2 separate regions of the Homo sapiens genome follow, and region 1 is linked to region 2. A link is an interaction called in ENCODE POLR2A ChIA-PET data of the cell type or tissue named here. Cell type or tissue: OCI-LY7. All regions are shown on one strand. Each heading gives the region's core, and the rest is flanking DNA. Links, peaks and the distances in the headings are about the cores only.

The links. ChIA-PET counts read pairs that join two places held together with the same protein. Peaks named below come from ENCODE experiments on the same cell type or tissue, not always from the same donor. Only the 100,000 strongest peaks of a DNase experiment are listed, where the experiment ranks them.
Region 1: POLR2A ChIA-PET joins it to region 2 with 22 read pairs; 6 of 35 experiments call an interaction of 5 or more read pairs at or near these places.

What each region holds. Positions count from the first base shown.
Region 1 is chr22:31,844,500-31,848,890 of GRCh38, reverse strand. DEPDC5 (DEP domain containing 5, GATOR1 subcomplex subunit) reads right to left here. Exons shown (of 43, transcript NM_001242896.3): 30 at 3,654-3,873; 31 at 1,924-2,057. Among named protein-coding and RNA genes, the nearest start is that of DEPDC5, 93 kb to the right of the region's middle. In OCI-LY7, for the core only: a CTCF peak has its summit at 1,988; a DNase peak (open chromatin) is centred at 1,980; H3K4me3 peaks cover 215 bases; H3K27ac peaks cover 805 bases.
Region 2 is chr22:31,740,825-31,745,215 of GRCh38, reverse strand. The region is part of intron 1 of PRR14L (proline rich 14 like); the gene reads left to right. Among named protein-coding and RNA genes, the nearest start is that of PRR14L, 7.1 kb to the left of the region's middle. In OCI-LY7, for the core only: no CTCF peak of the experiment used is centred there; no DNase peak of the experiment used is centred there.

The sequences.
Region 1 (4,391 bases), core at 315-4,314, 100 kb before region 2:
GAGAAGATGATTTAGGGTATCTGGCGGAAGAAATTTCTAAGTGGCAAAGTGTTCAAGAGGAAGCAGAGCATAAAAGTTTGGAAACTTGGCAGCCTGATGATGTGACAGAAAAGAAAAACCCATTTTCTGGGAGGAAATTCAAGCCTACTGCAGAAATTTGCATAAGTAAGGAGGAGCTTAATGTTAATCACCAAGACAATGGGGAAAATGTCTCCAGGGCATGTCAGAGACCTTCATGCAGCCCCTCCCACTACAGGGCTGGAGGCCTAGAAGGAAAAATTGGTTTCCTGGGCCTGGCCTCCTGCTGTGTGCTGCCTAGGGACTCCGTGCACTGCATCCCAACCACTCCAGCCATGGCTAAAAGGGGCCAATGTACAGCTCAGGCATGGCTTCAGAAGGTGTAAGCCCCAAGCCTTGGCAACTTCTATGTGGTGTTGAGCCTGCAGGTACACAGAAGTCAAGAACTGAGGTTTGGGAATCTCTGCCTAGATTTCAGGGGAGGCAGAAGTTTGCTTCAGGGGCAGGGCCCTCATGGAGAACCTCTGCTAGGGCAGTGCGGAAGGAAAAAGTCTCCACTGGGGCACTGCCTAGTGGAGCTGTGAGAAGAGGGCCACCATCCACCAGACCCCAGAATGGCAGATCCACCGACGGCTTGCATCATGCATCTGGAAAAGTGGCAGACACTCAACACCAGGCCGTAAAAGCAGCCCGAAGTGGGGTGGTACCCTGCAGAGCCACAGGGCTGGAGCTACCCAAGGGCCTGGGAGCCTACCTCTTGTATCAGCATGCCCTGAATGTGAGACTTGGAATCAAAGGAGATCATTTTGGAACTTTAAAGTTTAATGGTTGCCCTATTGGATTTCAGACTTGCATGGGGCCTGTAGCCCCTTTGTTTTGGCCAATTTCTCCCATTTGGAATGGGTGTATTTACTCAATGCCCATACCCCATTGTATCAAGGAAGTAACTAACTTGCTTTTGACTTTACAAGCTCATAGGCAAAAGGGATTTGCCTTGTCTCAGATGAGACATTGGACTTGAGTTAATGCTGGAATGAATTAAGACTTTGGGGGACTGTTGAGAAGGCATGACTGTGTTTTGAAATGCAAGGACATGAGAACTGGGAGGGGCCAGGGGTGAAATGATATGGTTTGGCTGTGTCCCCACCCAAATCTTATCTTGAGTTATGGTTCCCATAATCCCCACGTGTCATGGGATGGTCCAGGTGGGAGGTAAATTAATCATGGGGGCAGTTACCTCCAGGCTGTTCTCATGATAGTGAGTTCTCACGAGATGTGATGGTTTTATAAGGGGCTTTTCCCCTACCTTCACTCTGCACTTTTTGCTGCTGCCATGTGAAGAAGGATGTGTTTGCTTCCCTTTCTGCCATGATTGTAAGTTTCCTGAGGCCTCCCCAGCCCTGCAGAACTGTGAGTTGATTAAACTTCTTTCCTTCATAAATTACTCAGTCCCAGGTATGTCTTTATTAGCAGTGTGAGAATGGACTAATATACCTGGCTTTTTTTTTTTTTTCCCCAGTAAAGATGGGGTTTTGCCATGTTGGCCAGGCTGGTCTCAAACTCCTGGCCTCAAGTGATCTGCCCACCTTGGCCTTCCAAAGTGGTGGGATTATAGGCCTGAGCCACCACACCTGGCCCCGGCTCAAATATGTTGAAATACTTTGTGGGCTAAATTAAATGAGTCTGTAATTAAAATTAAGTCCCAATCTAAAAGTTTATAACTTCTGGCCTATTTCATGTTATCCAACACCTACCAGGTATTAGCCTTCCTTTTCACATAAATGCCTTCTCCCTAATTACAAGCTCCTTGTAAAGGAAATATTTCACCCCCTCAAGGGAACAGGGCACTGAAAACCCTCAGGGCTGTCAAGGTGGGGACAAGTCAGTCTTCCACCAAGCACTTACTTCTGACTGGCCTCCATCTCCAACAGGGCAGAGAGAGCTGAGGTTCCCTTCTTCCCCACTGGGGGTGCAGTTGACTCCAGAGAATGCGTGGAAATGGGCCCAGTCATCTGCAAGCCTTTCATGGCGGTCCCTTTCTAAAGCAGAGAAGAGGAGACAAGGCCATCAGCCAAGTGGGCTCTCAGTGGAAGCCACTCATGCCCCAGGGCATGCTGCAGCATTCCCAGGCCCCGGGAATCCCATGGACAGGGTCAAGGAACACAGGTTCTCAGTGTTCAGTAAGTGACAGAAAACCGCCTTTCATTCAAATGCCTGGTCAGCTAAAAATAAACTGCCCCTTTATTTGCACATCCTCATTTCACCCTCACCACAGATCTATGATGTAAATAATGTTAGCCCTATTTTACAGAAGAAGAAACTGAAGCTCAGAGAGGTTAAGGAACTTATCCCACATCCTACTGGAGCTGGAATCCAAACTCCAGTGACCTCACTTCAAAACCAAAGTTCTTCCCACTATCCAAGCTCTCCCAGACACGTTTCTAATCGTAAGTGATGTTGTGTACATAAGGCAGCTGGTGTGAGAGGAAGAATACTGAACTTGAGGTTAAAAACAAAAAAAACATGGCTGATGATGGAACATTCCCTGGTGATTAAAAAGAGTGAACTACTTACACACACAACTTGGATGAATCAGAAGGCATTATGCTAAGTGAAAGAAGGCAGCCTCAAAAGGTCACATATTATGTGATTCTCTTTTCTGTGATGTTTGGAAAAGACAAAAGTACAGTGATAAGGAACACACCAGTGGTTGCCAGGGATTAGAGATGGGGGAGAACATGACTATCAAGACTAGCATAAGTCCAGGCATGGTGGCTCATGCCTGTAATCCCAGCACTTTAGTCCAGGAATTTGAAAACAACCTGGGCAAAATGGGGAAACTCCATCTCTACAAAAAATACAAAAAATTAGCTGGACATGATGCACACCTTTAGTCCCAGCTACTTGGAAGCCTAAGGTGGGAGGTCAAGGCTGCAGTGAGCCATGATCATGCCACCACACTCCTGCTTGGGCAACAAAGTGAGACCTTGTCTCGAAAAAAAAAAAAAAGACTAGCATGAGAGAATTTTTTTGAAGTGATGGTGATGGTTGCATGAATCTATATATTTGTTAAAATTCACAGACCTGTGTACACACACACACACATACACACACACACACACACGTCAATTATACTATATGTTTAAAAAAAATGCTGAATCCCAGTTCTGCCCCTTATAGCTGGCATATTCCATAACCCCCAGAAGCCTGAGTCTCCGCACTGGGTGGTGTGTGACTGAAATAAGGCACAGGGTGCTGGGAACTCTGGAGCAAGAAGAGTGAGGAAGGACTGCTGCTGTTCACCTCCTGAGAGTTTCTACTCAGAGGTTCAGCACCCAGTCACACAAGCAGCTGTGCTCAACATAGGGTCCCACTTGGGGAGCACCTCAAGGCACCATGTCCTCAGGTGGAAGGGAATGGCTCTATGCCACAGAACACCACCCAGTCACTGCCTGCACTCTATCCCTTCCTCCTTTACCCCGCGGTGGAGGAGAAAACACTGTTTTGGATTTAAGGTAAACACTGGGCAGCTGAGGAGTAAATAAGTAGGCTGATGATGAGAGGCCCCTAATAGAGGAGGTGGCAGGCCCTGCATCTCACACCAGGCGCACTCCCTGAGTCTAAGGAGCCCTTACCCGCATCATGCGATCCGAGCGATGCCGCCTGCGAATGCGATTCAAGCCCTCCACAAAGCGGACAAAACCATCCAGGAGTTGCCACTCGTCCTCGTCTGCACGGGGCCTGTCCCCATAGATGTCGCAGTGGGCCTCCCCCTCCGTGATGCGCTTGGTGGCGGTGACACAGGCTGGCAGCAGCAGGAAGCGGGTCCTCCAGAACTTCAGGGACTCAATTAAGCTAAGGGGGCAAGGAAAACACAGGGTGGTGGTGAGAGAAAGGAGATAATGAAAGCACTCTCAGTAAACTCTCTGTGGAGTTGGTGTGTGAAGGTCCATCTCCCCATGAGTATGTGCTCATTTGATGCTACAGCTCATGGCTTTGTTGAAAATACAAGTTCTGAGAATGGGCATGGTGGCTCACACCTATAATCCCAGCACTTTGGGAGGCCGAGGCAGGAGGATTGCTTGAACTCAGGAGTTGAGACCAGCTTGGGGAACATGGCGAGACCCCATCTCCACCTTGTCTCAAAAAAAAAAAAAAAAAAAAAAAAAAGAGCTCTGAAGGAAGACCACAAAGGCAGTTTTTGCTTTGATTCCAGAGATATCAGAATGCTTCTGCACACCCAGGCCCAGTGAATTTGTGGCTATCATCACAATCACAAATCATGCATAGAAATCAAAAATTAAAAATCAGGCGTCACAAAGCTACCAGCCAACTAGTGGAGAGAACGTTAAGAAGGCAATCTGCACTGCCAC
Region 2 (4,391 bases), core at 222-4,221:
TTAGTAGAGACAGGGTTTCACTGTGTTAGCCAGGATGGTCTCGATCTCCTGACCTCGTGATCCGCCTGCCTTGTCCTCCCAAAGTGCTGGGATTACAGGCGTGAGCCAAAGCACCCGGCCATGTTTAACCTGCCACTCTAGGCTTGCATTTAATATCACCTCACCTCTTAGGGTTCCAGCTGTTCTTGGTAACGTATCTGCAATTCTGTTCAGAAATTTGAGGACCCAGAATTAGTCCAGGAGAAAAAGGAGGGGGTGTCTGTTTTGGTTCTCTAGCCAATGTGCCTAGTTGTTTTACAGGTTGAAATTCTTAGAATTTGGTCCAAACAAGAGTATCAAGAGGTGAACCATTTTATGTGATTATCAGTATTCACTGTTTATGATAAAGATCTGTTTAGTAAACCTGTATTTGTGTATGACCGTATGTGGAGCAACATTTGGAACAAATGTTGAGCTAGAACTGTGGGGATGGAAATGAATATGATTTACTAGAAACACTGCAGGGAGTTGAGTCCACAGGCTGCAAGTGCTGATTGAATGGTGAGGGGAAGTCAGATATGGTTATGGCTGGGGATTCAAATCTAAGCTCTAGAATATTGATGGTGCCTTTTCTGAGAAGCAACAGGATTAAGAATCAGCATGTGGCTAGTCACAGTGGCTCACGCTTGTAATTCCAGCACTTTTGGGAGGCTGAGGTGGGAGGATTGCTTGAACCCAGGAGTTTGAGACCAGCCTGGGCAACATAACAAGACATACAAAATTATCTACAAAAATAAAAAAGTAGGCCGGGCATAGTGGCTCACGCCTGTAATCCCAGCACTTTGGGAGACCAAGGCGGACTGATCACCTGAGGTTGGGAGTTTGAGATCAGCCTGACCAACATAGAGAAACCCCATCTCTATTAAAAAATACAAAATTAGCTGGGTGTGGTGGCAAATGCCTGTAATCCCAGCTACTCAGGAGGCTGGGGCGGGAGAATCTCTTGAACCTGGGAGGTGGAGATTGTGGTGAGCTAAGATCGCACTGTTGCACTCCAGCCTGGGCAACAAGAGCGAAACTCCATCCCAAAAAAAAAAAAAAAATTAACCAGGCATGCTGAGGCAGAAGGAGTTCAAGGTTATAGTGAGCTATGATCGCACCACCACACTCCAGCCTGGGCGACACAGCAAGACCCTGTCTTTTTTTTTTTTTTTTTAATGAATGAGCATGTAAGTTTGCTGAGGGCGTCTTATTTATACCTGTTTCTCAAAGCTGTTTGCGTGTAGAAAGACTCAAAGACTCAGTTATTCAATAGATTGAATGAATTCTGTTTTAAACTTGGTAAGTTTTGGGGGTGCCATTCTTGCAAGTGAAATGTAGGTTAGGAATTGAAAGAAAGGTTGGGGTCAAGGTCAGGTTCTTTTTTTTTTTTTTCGAGGCAGGGTCTCACTGTGTCACCCAGTCTGGAGTGCAGTGGCCCCATCTCAGGTCACTGCAGCCTCCGCCTTCCAGGTTCAAGCGATTCTCCTGCCTCAGCCTCCCAAGTAGCTGGGATTACAGGCGTTCGCCAACATGCCCAGCTAATTTTTTGGATTTTTAGTAGAGACAGGGTTTCACCATGTTGGCCATTCTGGTCTGGAACTCCTGACCTCAAGTGATCCACCCACCTTGGCCTCCCAAAGTGCTGAGATTACAGGCTTGAGCCACCGCTCCCGGCCAGGTTCTTTTTTAAAAGAAATCATTTTTTTAAGATTTAATTCATATGCCATACAATTGACTGATTTAAATTGTACCAGTCAGTGGTTTTTGGTATAGTCACAGAGTTCTACAGCCATCACCATAATTGACTTTAGAACATTTTTATTACTCAAGAAAGAAACTCTGTGTCCCTCAGCTGTCACTCCCAATTTCTCCAAGAATCCCAGCCTTTTTTTTGGACAGACTTTCGGTTTTGTCTCCCAGTCTGGAGTGCAGTGGCGCAATCTCGGCTCACTGCACCCTCTGCCTCCCAGGTTCAAGTGATTCTCCTGCCTCAGCCTCCAGAGCAGCTGGGACTACAGGCGCGTGCCACCATGCCCAGCTGATTTTTTGTATTTTTAGTAGAGACGGGGTGTCACCGTGTTACCCAGGATGGTCTCGAACTCCTGACCTCATGATCCTCCCACCTTGGCCTCCCATGGGCGTGATCCTCCCCTCTTAGTAGCTGGGTTCATAGTAAGATTTGCCTAGTCTAGACATTCCTATACAGGGGATCTTGTAATATGTGATCTCTGTGACTGGCTTCTTTCACTTAGCATAATGTCTTCAAGGTTCATTCATGTTGTAACGTGTTATTTCTCCATTCCTTTTTATGGCTGAATAATATTCCATTGTAGGGCTATACCACATTTTGTTTATCCATTCATCAGTTGATGGATATTTGGATTGCTTATACTTTTTGACTATTGTGAGTAGTGCTGCTAAAGACATTTGTGTACAAATTTTTATGTGGACATATGTTTTGTGCATGTATGCATATGAGGGGAATTGCTGAATCCTATGGTAACTCTGTGCTTAAAGGAAGAGTTTTAGGCCAGGTGCAGTGGCTCACACCCTTAATCCCAGCACTTTGGGAGGCCGAGGCGGGCGGATTACTTGAGGTCAGGAGTTCGAGACCAGCCTGGCCAACATGGTGAAACCCCGTCTCTACTAAAAATACAAAAATTAGCCACGCGTGATGGCATGTGCCTGTAATCCCAGCTACTCAGGAGACTGAGGCAGGATAATCCTTGAACCTGGGAGGCAGAGATTGCAGTGAGCTGAGATGGCACCACTGCACTTCATCCAGCCTGGGCGACAGAGCAAGACTCCATCTCAAAAAAAAAAAAAAGGAAGAGTTTTGAGTCATCCTCATTACAGAGGCTGCAGAAAAAGATGACGTTATCAAGAAAGTGAAGCCTAAAAAGAGAGTAGTCAAGGATTAAGTTTTAAGAACACCCATATCTCTGTGGTAGGCAGGATCAGATGCATAAGGTGGCAGAGACCCAAGGAGCCCATCTCCTTCGAAAAATCTGCTCTTTTACAATATCCTTTCCTGCATTTACTCTTCAAATCTGTATGTGCTGTGACAGGTGAAAACTGGACTGTGTATGTTGTTGGGAAAGGAAAACTGAACCAAATTAAAATTGAGCACTTCCTACTTATTTTTGGCATCAAATAGCAACTCCACGTTATCTCTACTAACCTCCCCCATCCCCCACCTTACACATACATAAATGGCCTAAAATCTGAAGTGCCCCTAGAAAGATGTTTCTGTATCTGGAAATAAAGGAGAAAGGGGAAGATTCTAGATCTAAAAGGGATACATTTCTCTCAGCACTGTTTTTGAGACGGAGTCTCACTCTGTCACCCAGGCTGGAGTGCAGTAGCGTGATCTTGGCTCACTGCAACCTCCGCCTCCCAGGTTCAAGCAATTCTTCTGCCTCAGCCTCCTAAGTAGCTGGGACTACAGGTGCCTGCCATCATGCCCAGCTAATTTTTATATTTTTAGTAGAGACAGGGTTTCACCATATCGGCCAGGTTGGTCTCTAACTCCTGACCTCAGGTGATCTGCCTGCCTGGGCCTCCCAAAGTGCTGGGATTATAGGCATGAGCCACCGCACCCAGCCTTACAGCACTGTTTATGAAAGCTTTTCACATCCAGAATCTCATTTGATTCTCGCTCTTCCCCTGTACACACAGTTTATCTCTTGGTAATGTTTTGTTTTGTTTTATTGCTTGTTCTTTTTTTTCTTTGAGATGGGAGTCTTGCTTTGTTGCCCAGGCTGGAGTGCAGTAGCAAGATCTCGGCTCACTGCAACCTCTGCCTCCCAGGTTCAAGCGATTCTTGTGCCTCAGCCTCCCGAGTAGCTGGGATTACAGGAGCCTGCCACCACGCCTGGCTAATTTTGGTATTTTTAGTGGAGACTGGATTTCACAATTTTTTTTTTTTTTTTTTTTTTTTTTGAGACAGAGCCTCGCTCTGTCACTCAGGCTGGAGTGCAGTGGCGCAATCTCGGCTCACTGCAAGCTCCGCCTCCCGGGTTCACACCATTCTCCTGCCTCAGCCTCCTGAGTAGCTGGGACCACAGGCGCGCGCCATCATGCCTGGCTAATTTTTTGTATTTTTAGTAGAGATAGGGTTTCACCGTGTTAGCCAGGATGGTCTTGATCTCCTGACCTCGTGATCCGCCCCTCTCGGCCTCCCAAAGTGCTGGGATTACAGGCGTGAGCCACCATGCCCCGCCTTGGATTTCACCATATTGACTAGGCTGTTCTCGAACTCCTGACCTCAAGTGATCCACCTGCCTCAGCCTCCCAAACTGCTGGGATTACAGGTGTGAGCCACTGCGCCCAGCCTAATCTTTTGGATTTAATTTTTTTAATTCGCCTTT